Regions from separate parts of the Homo sapiens genome. Here region 2 is linked to region 1. The links are chromatin contacts, found by Hi-C or POLR2A ChIA-PET in ENCODE. All regions are on one chromosome and are shown on one strand. Each heading gives the region's core, a stretch centred on a gene start or an enhancer-like site at or near the end of the contact. The rest is flanking DNA. Distances are from core to core; before and after follow the strand shown.

Evidence for each region. A loop is a pair of places that touch in the nucleus more often than their neighbours do. ChIA-PET counts read pairs that join two places held with the same protein, here RNA polymerase II (POLR2A). Pooled maps may share reads with other maps.
Region 2: a loop to region 1 is called in a map with no recorded cell type, with 2.4 times the contacts of the local background. The contact joins two enhancer-like sites. A Hi-C loop is called at or near these places in 2 of 168 maps with a recorded cell type or tissue (K562 and Right ventricle myocardium inferior), 1 of 37 single-sample maps with no recorded cell type and 2 of 50 pooled maps. POLR2A ChIA-PET finds 5 or more read pairs at or near these places in 7 of 52 experiments (CD4-positive, alpha-beta memory T cell, H1, OCI-LY7 and 4 more).

What each region holds. Positions count from the first base shown.
Region 1 is chr1:117,534,526-117,540,686 of GRCh38, forward strand. No RefSeq gene overlaps it. Among named protein-coding and RNA genes, the nearest start is that of TENT5C-DT, 68 kb to the right of the region's middle. RefSeq lists silencers at 551-620, 641-880. Within about 2 kb of position 2,951, at least 2 of the 41 ENCODE cell types and tissues checked have a DNase peak (open chromatin) inside an H3K27ac peak, as active enhancers do; they include OCI-LY7, where a contact is called at or near this core.
Region 2 is chr1:117,626,087-117,632,913 of GRCh38, forward strand. TENT5C (terminal nucleotidyltransferase 5C) reads left to right here. Exons shown (of 2, transcript NM_017709.4): 2 at 1-2,303. Among named protein-coding and RNA genes, the nearest start is that of TENT5C, 23 kb to the left of the region's middle. RefSeq lists enhancers at 4,222-4,772, 4,773-5,323. Within about 2 kb of position 4,750, at least 10 of the 41 ENCODE cell types and tissues checked have a DNase peak (open chromatin) inside an H3K27ac peak, as active enhancers do; they include OCI-LY7, where a contact is called at or near this core.

The DNA.
Region 1 (6,161 bases), core at 1,701-4,200:
ACCTACTGTTTGCCAGAAGCTTTCATAGGCTTCAAAATATATATAGAAATCAAAATAAAATCTGTACCCTCAAACAGGACTGGCTTGCTTAATATTGTGGCTTTCAGTATTATATGGGTAGAGTACGATCCTAATCAAGCTTAACATAGATTCGGGAGGGAGGAGGATAATGAGGAAAGTAACTGACACTGGAACTGAATTTTAAGAGTTAATTGAATTTGAAAACAAGGGGAAAGGGAGCTATTTGATAAGGCAAAGATACTTGACGAAGGGGCCAGGACTATGAGATCCAAAGCACAGGTAGGAAGATTGGCCTTGAACTTGAACAAGGACATCCATTTTACTGAGAGCTATAAGACAGCCCTCTCCTGTAGCTCTTAAAGGCCTTGAGTGGGGGTCCAACAGGGGCACCTACCAAGATCCCCAAGAGTGATTCTCCCTTTTAAATTCAGCGTTCAGTCCTCCCCCAGTACCAAAGAGCCCATAAGATGCAAAAGTGAATGTTACTTAAAAAGAGGTTAAGGGACTCCCCTGGGAATAGCTTTCAAAAATACTTATCACTCATCAAAACTTCGAATGACTCAAAATGAATTTGGTGTGGGCTCAGCATTTTGAAGCAGTTCAGCAGTAAGAGTCTAGAAATTTTTGCCACTAGAGGGCAGTAGTATGTTTCTCCCCTCCCTCTCCTCCCTCTCCTCCCTCTCCTCCGTCTCCCCTCTCCCCTGTCCGCTCTCCCCTCTCTCCCTCGCCTCTCCCTCCCTCCCATTGTTAGCTGATTGAAGCCTGGGAGGCTGGAGATACAGTGAAACACCTTGCTTAAGTTTGTCAATACACCCTGCCTCTGACTGACGGTAGGATGCCAAGGTTCTTGGTTGTTCAGGCAAGCCTACTATACCAGCAGCCTGCTGGGGCCTCCACTGGAACCAAGTCAGTGATGAAACGTTCTACAAACAGAAGACTAAAAAGACTTTCCCCTTTCCTTTAAAACGTGACTGCCTTCTTTTAAAGACATTGAGCTAATAGTTAAGAGTTATTAGAAGATGAAAAATGTAATCTCGTGACAGAAGAGAATCCTAGAAAAATTCCGATTTGAACCCTATGAATAATTTTAGCTCATGTAGAACAATAGGTGTGTTGTGGAATAGTTTATTTCCTGACATAAATTGTAGTTGTCCATAGTTGTTAGGACATAACTCTGCCTAAGTCCTTTTGAAATTATTTTTCTTTAAACATTTATTGAATATATATGTACCAAAAACTGTGTGAGGCACTGGAGATCCAGAGCCAACCATGACATCGAACCTCTGGAGCCTCCAAGCCGGAAGAGGATGATGGGCAAGCCGAAGGTTATGTTTTGCTAGTAAAGGTGTGTACCAAATGCCACTAGAGTGTAGAAGGAAGATGAGTCAGGGAACAGGGGAAGTGAGTTTACCTAATTTAAGGGTGAGGTTTGGGGGCTGGAATTGAACCTTTTGAAGTAGGGAAGAGCTACGTGGTGATGAAGAGAGAGTGGTGAGAAATTTGTAACTTGAGCTTTCAGAGAGGAATTACCCATTTGAAATTTGAGCAATGAGAAATTTGTAGGTTGTGATAGGAGTCTAGCTGCAACAAATGAGGGAAAGACATTCTAGGAAAAGGAGTCATTGACGCACGAAGGCAAGGAGGGCACTGCAGTTTACAGCACCCAGTCCTTCTGGGCAGGGCTGCCAAAGGGTTACCACAATGCACGACCCATTCAAAGAAGAGCAAGAGGCTGGAGCAGAATGAGCTAGGGGAAGGTAGAAGAGGAGACCAGCAAAGTAACAGGGTCCCATCTTGGAAGACCCTGTGTAGTCCCTTGTCAAGAGTTTGACTTTTGGCCAGGCGCAGTGGCTCACGCCTGTAATCCCAGCACTTTGGAGGCTGAGTGGGAGGATCACTTGAGCCCAGCAGTTCGAGAACAGCCTGGGCAACACGACAAAACCCTGTCACTACTAAAACTACAAAAAAATTAGCCAGGTGTAATGCACACCTGGAGTCTCAGCTACTGGGGAGGCTGAGGTGGGAGAAGCCTGGGAGGTCAAGGCTGTAGTGAGCCTTGATCGTGCCACTGCACTCCAGCCTGGGCGACAGAGTGAGACCCTGTCTCAGAAAAAAAAATTTTTGACTTTTACACCAAGTAAAATAGAAGCCCCAGGAGACTGAGCACAGTTGTGACATGATCTGCTCTGTTTTCAAAGGGTCACTCTGGCTTCTGTGTGGAAAACAGATGGTAGGGGAGCCATGATGGGAGAAGGGACACCAGTTTGGAGGCTACTGAAATAATTCAGGTGAGGAATGCTGGTGACTCAGACCAGTGATGAGGGAGAACAACTATGGTCTATATTTTGAAGGTAAAGTTGACGCAATTGATTATGGGCATGAAAAAGAAAAGGTTTGACTCCAGTGTGTTTGATCTGAGCTATTGGAAGAATGCAGTGACCATTTTTGAATGGAGAAGATTAAGATCTAGGAGGGGTGCAATGATGAATTTGTTCTTGAACATGTTAAATTTTCATTTCTTATTAAACATCTGCCTGTTTACTGAGAGTAAGTAGTTAACTATGTGAACCTGGAATTCAGGAGAGGTCTGGGCTGGAGATACAAATTTGGACATTTGTCAAGGTATATATAGCCTGTAGACTTGAGATCCCTTAGGGTAAGCCACTTAGAGGTTGAGAAAAGAAATCACCCAAGGGCTGAGCCCTGAGGCCATCCAGTGTTTAGAGGTCTGTGGGATAAGAAGGGAGCAGAGAAGACCAGAGAGAGCCAAGGGACTCGGGGGGAAACCCCAGAAACCAAGGAGAAGGGAGTGAGCCACTGATGGATTAAGTAAAATGAGTCCTGAGAATTGGATTGGGTTTGGCAACATGGTGATGATTGGTGATCTTGACAAAAACTGTTCTGTAGAATAAGGGGGCAGAAGCCAGCTCAGAGGAAGTTCAAGAGGAAATGGAAGAAGAGGTAGAGACAATGAGTGTAAACAACCCTTTATAGGAGTTTCACTTGCGATGAGGAGCATAAAAACAGGTGGTAGCCAGGCATTAGAGATAGAGGATCAAGAAGAGATTTTCTTTTGGAGGGCAATATTACAATCTGTTTCTCTTCTGATGGGAATACTCCCTCAGAGAGGAAAAGTTTGGTATTGCAGGAGAGAGGATAATTGCAGGAACCATGTCCTTAGGTAGGCGGTAGGCGTGGCCTCGCCGGAGTGTTTGGACAGTTCCCTCATTGTAACCGGAGGGAAGCTGAGCACCGGGAAGAGAAGCAGGTAGTACGAGGAGCAGCACAGGGGAGTCCTCTTCTGATTGCTTCTATTTTCTCAACGAAATAGGAAGTAAGATTATTAAGAGTGGGAATAGGGGAGAAGATGTTGGCATTTAAGGCAAAAGAACTTGAGAAAAAGGATAAGAAATAGTTTTATAGGAAAGTGGCAGTCTGAAGGATAGGGAAACTGCCTGTTTTATTTTCTGTCAAACTGGACTAATAATGTTACCTGTGGACTCTCTACCAACCCCCCCGACTGAGGACAACTTGAAAAGCCAAATAAATCTTAAAACGAGGCTTAGTGCAGTAGCTCACACCTGTAATCCCAGCACTTTGGGAGGCCGAGGCAAGCGTATCACCTGAGGTCAGGAGTTCAAGACCAGCCTGACCAACATGACAAAACCCCATTTCTACTAAAAATACAAAATTAGCACGGCATGGTGGCACGCGCCTGTAATCCCAGCTATTTGGGAGGCTGAGGCAGGAGAATTGCTTGAACCCAGGAGGCAGAGGTTGCAGTGAGCCAAGATTGCACGACTGCACTCTAGCCTGGGCAACAAGAGCAAAACTGTATCTCAAAAAGAAAAAAAAAAAAGAAAAAGAAAGAAAAAGAAAAAAAATCTTAAAAAGAAAAATCTTTTAAAAGCATTGAAGAACCAAAAGCCTAGTGAAGGATGACCAGACCAAAATCTAGGAGGAATGAACCCAAAGAAGTAAACTGCCCAGCATTCCAGGCTACCTTGACCTGAAGGCGTTTGTTAATAAGGAAGAAACATCCAGGACACTGAGTTCCTCAACTGTGCCTGGAGGGGAGCATCGAAATCAGCCACCCACCTGCACTCCCAGTCCTTTTAGGCTCACCTTCAATTCATATGTCTATGGGATGCTCTAGGAAGAGGAACAAGGCAGAGCCTCTGCCTTATAATCTGCTGGGTTTGAGGAAGGAGAAGCCAGGCAGTTGTCCCTGGAGATTGGGTTGTTTGTTTTATCTTATCCGCCTTAGGAAGCAGAAAGCAGTATGGTAAAAGGAGAGGACCCCCGATGAGGAAGGAAAAGAAGGCTGTGTATGGTAGCTCACGCCTGTAACTCAGCACTTCAGGAGGCTGTGGTGGGAGGACTGCTTGAGGCCAGGAGTTTGAGACCAGCCTGGACAGCATAGTGAGACCCTGATTCTACAAAAAATAATAAATTAGCCAAGCGTGGTGGCTCACACCTATAGTCCTAGCTACTCCGAAGGCCGAGGCAGGAGAATTGCTTGAGCTATAACTTCAGCTGCAGTGAGCTATGATCATGCCTCTGCACTCCAGCCTAGGCAACAGACTGAGACCTTGTCTCTAAAAATGAAGAAGATAGACGCAGAATGGGAGCAGCAGTAGGGTCGTTCAGGGATTCTTCATGCAGAACTCCAACCACAGCACAGTTCTGCTAACTTCTGGGAGCAGGGAGCTACAGAGAGCAGCAGTCCCCACCTAGCACCCCAAGATCGTATATGCGATACTGCACTTCAGAGGTCCCCTGTCCTCACAGGGAGGTATCAGCTTAGCCCCTCCACATTGTTCTAGCCTCATCACCCACCACTTCCTGCTTCCCAGCTCACACTGTTCCAGCACCAAAATGGGTAGGTGGCTCAATTGGCTGATGGGGAAGAGAAATAGACTGGGCCACGGGAGCCAGAGGGACAAAGAATGTACACATGTGGGGTGTACATGCAAATGGAGAAGGGGGAAGATGTGAAGCTGGCATTGTTTGTAAGAGTGCAAGGATCTATGGGTACATGTGTCACTGTGTGACCAGTGAGAGGGGTTATATATCATAGGGGTTACTGTCTGGGTGGCCCCTAGCCCTCTCTGCTGGAGTCCCACCCCACTTGACTATGCAGCCAAGCTAACATAATGGAGACCAGCAGAAAGCCCTGCACTCCTGGGCTTAGCAAAAGGCACTTCAGGTGAGAAAGAGCAGCCAGCTGAGCCCTGTAGGGCCAAAGCATCACCCACCTCCTATTCCCAGTCAAGGCAGGCGGCATCACTGAGGAGACAGCCTGCTGAGGCTTTGGACTGTCAGTGTTCTTCAGGGCAAGGAGCAAAAACCAACTCTGGCTACTTACATAAAAGGTGTTTATGGAAGGATATATGGAGGTTCAGATAGTCTGCAGAAAGTCAGAGGCCTAGGCTTGAAGAATAGGCAGACAGCAGGGGTTTTAGAGGCCAGGCCACAGAAACCCCTGGACAGGGGCCACTTCCAGACAGCCCCATTGCTGGACCACCCCAGACCTGTTCTTAGTGTCCCCTTGCTTTACAGCCTCATGTAAGCTTTGAAGTTTGTGTTTAGGTGAACAGTGTCTGTTGCATATTCACTGTATGATCTTGGGCCACAACTATAACATCTCTTTCTGAGCCTCAATTTTTTCATCTGAAAAATGGGATAATTATACACCTATTACAGAGTGGTTATGAAGATTGAATAGGTTGTCCCACATGGCATCACTAGGCCCGACCAGCTGAGGCTCAGACCATCCTTCCTTCCGGAACAGTTTGTCCTGTTGGACTGGAGTCTGGGGCAGAGGAGTCTAGGACTTCACTCACAATCACCACTTGGCTCCAGCCTTACTCAACACCTTCCAGTCTACCACGACTTTTGTAAGTGGAGGGTAGTTGCCGCATGTCCTGTGAAGACTATATATCTCTCTACACCTCAGGCTCTTCTCATTCAGCTTAGCAATAACACCCTTATAGGTCAAGCCCTTCTAAAATGCCAGGCACTCTGCTAATCACACTGCAAACATCATCTCATGTATTTCTCATAACAAACTGAGGGAGGTAGTAGCATCACTCGCATTTTCAGGTGAGGAAACTGAGCCTCAGAGAGGCTAAGGGGCT
Region 2 (6,827 bases), core at 3,500-5,999, 93 kb after region 1:
TGTTTGCACAAAAATGACCGATGTGTTTAACCAAAGCTTTGAAATGTGATGAAGCCACCAACATAAGCACTTGCCTAACAGAAATCAGTATTTCTTCTACTTAGAAGGCTTGGGGCCCAGGGTAATGAGGCACCAGATGAAGATAAGATCTGCATCAAGGAATTAAATTTCCAGTTTGTCCTTGGGGTTCTTTCTGCTTATGTTTTTTCCCCCCCATCTGGTAATAGTCCTCTTCTGAGAATGAAAGGAGGCACAGAAGTTGCGAGAAAGACCCAGTCCCCAGTCTTTGCCACCATTGCACCATGGTTGTCTCGGAGTCCCTTCACCTGACCTTTTTAGTCAGCTCAGATCTTTTTGTAGTTTGAGAATAGACCTATTCAAGAGCTATCAGGGTTAAAAGCTGCACTGACCAAAGCTGTACTTTTAAAACACAACCCCTGGGCTAGTGATGTCTCTACTTGCTCTATGAGCCTTTTGCCAGCCTCAGAATAGGCGAGGTAACCTTGAATTTCAGGGCCCTGGAAACTCTAGCTGAAACCTGCCTTTCCTAATGCTCACACAAGCACCAGGTACCCTGAGCTTATACTGAGTCCAGTGGTTCCTATTTTATGTGTGTGTGTATGTGTGTGTGTTGAGTAACATGAAACTTGGCAGTAGCAGAGAGCACTGAAGTTCACATGCAAGTTCTAATCTAAAGTTAAGCAGTCTCTTATTTGTTTCGGGACTCTGATTTGACTCTTTTTCTGATGCTTTCGGCATGTCTGCAGCCTGTTCTCCTAGCCTGCTGCTTGGAGTCAGGTTGAGCATCAGTGAGATGAAGACAGTACCTTTTCCTCTCACATTGGCAGAATAGCACGCACTAGATGCCTGACCTTGAGCTCTAGTCTCCCCTTTAAATCTTACCTTGGCAGTAACACATTATTCCTCATTCAATAATTTCAATGCTGAAACTGAACTCTATTACTAATGCCTTCCAATCAGAGTTCCTGATGGGGATGCCTGTGGGATGGCCCACACCTGGGGGACCTGGCAGATGGGGTGAGTTGGGTAAGGAAGATGATGCTTAGTTCCTGATAGATGCTACAGATGTAGTTTGGCATTTCAGTTTTTGTCCAGTTTGATTTTCACTGGGGTTTGAGTCACAGCAAGCTGTGTATGAACTTGTGTTTTGTGGTGACACATTAATAATCAAATTGCTAAAACCCTGAATCTGCTTATTCTTCAGCTTCACCTCTGCACTAACCCCTTACCCTTATGGTACGTCAGGATTTTAACTAGTACTGCTTTGTTGACTTTGGGAAATGGTGCCACTCAAAAGCAACTTCCTAACTTGAGGAATAACTCCTTTGTAGTTTACTTTCTGGTACTGGTTGGTGCCTTGTATTGGGATACAGCTATATTCTTAGCTCAAATGTCCTCTTTTTGAGAGCAAAGTAGTTATCCAATGGTGAGACGAGACCCTGACGCTCATAGAGGCCATTCCTTCCTGGGTGTCGGACCAGGGCTCTGTGTCAGGGAAAACCTTCTGGGTGGACTTTGTAAGAATCCAGTTTCCAAGGTTAGATTCACATCCTTAATCTTGCAGAGACTAGAATTTCACAGCTCGCTTTGGAACATATTCCAATTCAACCAGTTAAAATCAGAGGACCAAGTCGTGGGGGAGGGGGGCGGTGTTGAGGAGAGGTATTTTTAAAGATCTGGCAACTTTTCAGGATTATTTGTGGAGAACTCTAAGGTTAAGATCAGGAAATAAAAGACTGTGTGTGTGTGTGTGTGTGCGTGTGTGTGTTCAAGTGCCTAAATCTTGTTTACCTATCACTTTAAAAAAATAATTGAAGTGTAAGCTAAATAAAATGCTTGGAGTTTTGCCTGGGCTAGTGAGAGTTGGTGCAAATTCTTGTGTGTGTTTGCATAGGAAGGTGAGATGACCATCTACTAAAGAGGAAGTAGCTAAATACAGATCTGTGGGTGTTTTTAAAAAAACTCAACCTATCTGGTGTTTTATTTTAATGGATAAAAATGTAATTTTTCTAAGGTAGCAACTTATTTCCAAATTAATATAGATGAAAAATAGATACCAATTAGACTAAATTGAAAGCTTTTTGTTCTATATTTGCATAGCCTTTGAAATATTTCTTAGTGCCTAGGAGGTCTGGGGATTCCTCTTTCGTGGTGGTCACTAACCTTACTTGATGCAGATAAAATCACTTGTCAATGCAAAATGTGTTAGAACTTGATAAAGCTTTGAGTTTGAGAAATAAAGGTATATTTAAAATTTAAATAAAACTTGTCATTTATGCTCATTGATTTGTTTCTTCTCAATGATGAATTTTAGGTTTTAGGAAACATTGAATAGAAATAGGAAGCTGTCAACATCAGCCTTGGATGCTTCTCTGAAGGACAGATGCTTTTTTGAGGGGGGAGGGCTGTGTGGTTACCTTGGAGACCACAAATCCCTTAATATTTGGGCTCTTTTTCAAGGTGCCCAGCTAACTTAAACTAGGCTTCGTTGTTGACCACAGCCTTTCAGCTAATACCCACGGCAGGTGTAGTCTTGCAGTTCGCCTTTGCTGGCACCTTGTTTAATTCAGTCCCTTTAGCTCCTAGCCCACTTCAACAACAACAAAGAAAACAACTTCAGCCATACATGTACAACTACTGTAGTTTCTTCACATTTTTAAAGAAGTATAGAAGTGAACAAGTGATACTTGGAGTGGTTGATAGATGTTTGAAGGGTATAAAGAGATGCTGTAGACTTTGGTTAGCAACCTTCCTCCTCATTCCTTTGATCTAATTCACAACAACCCCTGCCCACCCCAAGTCTTGCCCCTTCCGTGGCCTCCCTTCTTTGTGGAATTTCTTTGAAATCCTATGGCATTCTCCTAACTGTCCTCATGAAACTTATGTCTTTGGCTGTGTAAAATCCTTCATCCCCTTGCCTCCACCTGTCCCTGCTCCTCCTCAAACCTTTCAGCCAAGGATGTGCATGCTCTGGAGTCTGGTAGGTGTGGAGTCCTTCCAATCACTTCTTTGGCATGTTTACTCAATAAGTAACCCTCACTCCTCTTAAGCCCTGACTGCCAGCTCACACTCTCCATGTTGCCTCTTCACTCCTCCCTTCATTCTGCCCATCCACATCCATGTCAGTGGCCTCTTTAGCTTTATGATGGACTACCTCTGTTCTAGTCATCTACTCACATCGGTTAGACACTGTCTGGATCTAGAACTGTTCATGAAGGCTGGGGTGACATTCTTCTCTTTTCACTACAAGAATTGGGATCATTGAAGAGCAATTTTCTGATCTTATGCTTGCCCATCAGCCATCCCCACGATCTTCTTCCTCCCCATTTTTACTGCGTGTACCTTCTGAAATGTTCCTTGACTCTGCCCTCTTGGTTGCCTTCAGCTCTTGCTTGGGCTATTTCATGAGTCTTGTCTCTATTTTTCTTGACTCTGTCAAGGGCTTTTTCTAAAACAGATGTGCCTGGGCCCCTCCCATACATTAAAACCTGTGTAAGACCCTACTGTGCAAGAGCAGATGTCAGACTCAACATGTCTGTGCAAGAGCAGATGTCTGGAGCTAGCTAGCCCCAGTCTACCTTCCTATCCTTTGACCTACTATACTAAGCTGGCCTACTTGGAGTTCTGGAGCACACAGCTTCTTCCGTGCACGTGACCCCACAGCAGGCTTCTAAAATCTCAGCTAATCCTCACCTCCTCTGGCTTACCAGGCCCTATGTCTGCCACCTCCCCCTTCCTGCTTTTTCTATTCGTGTTCTTACTGGGTTGCATCAGCTCTTCACCCACATTGTGAACACCTGCGTGCTTCATTCTCTGCCCACTTTTCACATAACTGGCATAGATTTGGTGCTTCAAATGTTGAACTGGATGGGTTTTCCCTGGAGGACTTGTCCTTGGGCCATTAGCCACTTAGAGGCTGAATCCTGGATATTTACCTGAATGTGTTGTAATGCCTCATTTTGGTGCCAGAAACCATTTCAGTCCCCTTGTCCAGACCAATATTTATACGCAGGACAACTTGTGTGGGATGTGCTGGTGCCCAGCTTCCTGGAATGAGTAGTCATGTCCCGGACACTAACACAATTGAACACAAGCTCTTGGCCCCTGAGCAAGGTCAGTACTAAGGGTTGCAGTCTTCACGCTCAGCAGTATTATTTCAAACTCCCCACCCACCCAGTCCTCCTGGCAGACCTATCCTTCTGGTGTTTTAGTAGAATTCCTCTCATGCCATCCCCAAGTGTTCATTCCTCAGCCTTGGAATGAAGCTCCCGTCGTTGCCACCCGGGACCTCTAGGGTTCCAGAAGTACACTTCTAAACGAGCGGGGATTCTTTTTCTCCTTCACTGTCCGAGTAGTCGCCTGGGCGGGATAGTAATGCGCTTGGTTGTAATCTGGGGTTAGTATCAGCTGGAAGATGCTGAGAGCATCAGCAGGACCTGTGGGGGTTTTCCATATGACCTCTGAGCAGCCAGAGCCTCAGTGTGATGGTGCCATTCTGCCACCTTACCTTGGCCTGGAGCCTCATCCTCTCCAGAGGCCTTCAGCTCCGTATGCACTTATGGCAGGTGGAGTCAGAGGCAAGTCAGGGGTGGTGCCCAGACTGGGCTGAGTGGTCTACCCCTGCTCCCTGCCTAAAAGCTGAGTCAAGCGACTTCCTGTCCGAAGTGACGGCATTGGACCTGGGGCCACGGTGCTGGTTTCCTGCCTCCTGGCCCTGTGCCTTCTGCAACACGGGACTGTGTCCTTCCCTGGGGATAAATGCTACCTAGAAGCATGTGCTGCCCTGGCGGTGAGCCACTCCTCAGTACTCTGACTGTCATCACTCTCTCAAGCAGGTTTCTGTCAGTGCCGCCCAGAATCTAGGGAGCTGGAGCCTGTCGGGAGGCTTGGTTTCATACCATTCCTCACCCAGCTCAGAGCAACGCAGGCTACCTGTTCTGGCCATGACTGGATCACAGGTCTCCCAGCTCAGGGCATTTTCACCACAGCAGGCCATCCCAGGGCCACCTTTTACTTAGGAAGTTTCCGAAAATGGGAAATGTCCCTAAGGGAAAGGCATGAGAAGCTGGAGTCGCTGCCTTTCTTTCGGGTGCTTCCCTGGAAAAAAGGTATCCGAGGCTATAGTGTTCGAGAGAGAGAGAGATGGAGACGGGCAGCACCACAGCAACTTTGGCCAGGCTGTTTTCAGCCATTTCAATCCATCCCTTCCATATGGATAGTAAATGAGGTTTTTCTCAAGAGGCCTGTTGGGAACTAAACCCATGAGAAAATGGAATGAGAACTCCTCACTTTAGACTAAGGCTTTAGGTTGACCAAGTACACATTGCATATACATAGCTTGCAGGTCTCAGAAACGTGAGCTAGGTAGCAGTGTTTCCACTGTACACAGGAGCCAGAGGCTCAGTGCGCCTCTGAGTTGCCCAGGGTTACGTATCTTGTAAGAGACAGAGCCCATGCACAAAGATTTGACTGCAAAGCCTGGTTCCCCCACTATTACAACACTGAAAACACTCTGTAAACTATAACTCACCCTGCAAATATTAGTTTTTATGTCAGCCCCCTCTCAAGGGCCTAAGAGGTGTTGAGTTGCCTGGTAATAGATCCGTTTCCACTTATCCAGGAAAGGAATTCCTTGGACAAACCAGCAGCTTTCCTCAGACAACCCTCCCTTTGTGAATCAGGTGTGGGGGGACCCATTGCAGGCTCGTTAACATGTTTGGGGAATGCTCATGGAGCACCAGGTCCCATGCTAAGCATTAGCATTTAATCTTCCAAAAAGTCTGAGATAGGATGATTAGGTTTACAGGTGAGGAAACCTAAACGTCATACAGCTGCTGCAGCCAGCACCTGGCTCTGGGGTGTCTGACTCCCAGGCTCCAGCTGTCAGTTCTTTTACAGTATGCTATTTTGTCTTTGTCCTGCATTTTACAGGGTGGCACATGGAAGAGGCACGGGAGAGCAAATATCCTGCCTTCCAACAGAAGCCTTTCAAGAGGAATGAGGAGGAGGACAAAGCCACTGATTAAATTGATTAGTTAAAATTAAAAATTAAGCCAACTGATGAAGTTAAAATAGGGTGCCTATTGTGGTTGGCATGGCATTTTAAATTAGAATTGAAATGGAAACAGCATCACAGTTTCCCCCACACCTTATCCAGGCAGCCATGTACTATGGGGGTATTTAAACTACCTGCAGGCTGGAGAGGAGGGCGGGGGAGTGCAGGAGGGCTTTTGCAGAAGTCAGGAAACCAGCTCACCTGCAATGCTGAAACAATGAAACCAAGAAGGGAGGGGAGTCAGAAAACTAATAGCACAACCCTAAGCAGTTCCTGGAGTCAAACACCTGTGGTTTTTCATGCACTAAATATAGTGGAAGTTGGGTCATCTTATCCTTAAATAAACACTACAGCTAGCAAAGACTTTTTTGAAAAGAATCTTTACATTGGCTCAGGTAAGCGGGAGCCTGGGAGAAGCAGCGCTTGGGTGGCTGTGAATGGTCTGCGGCAGCCTCTGGTCCTCATATCCCCTGCTATCTCAGGATCCCACACAAAACATTCCTCTGTGGTTTTTTCCCTGCTCTTAAGTCAACTGCATGTACCTTGTTGTCCCTGTGCCCTTCATCCCCTCCCCCTACCGTGAGAGATCAGTTTCCTTGGCCTTCACCTGATCTGACCAGGAACAGCAGGAGAGGTGCTCCCTCTCTCTCTCTAGCTCTGGCAAAAGAGGCAGCTTTTCAGCAGGCTTATTTTCCATCCTACTTTAGATATTACTGAAAGGAAATGAACTCTTCTTTGACTTTGCCTTTTG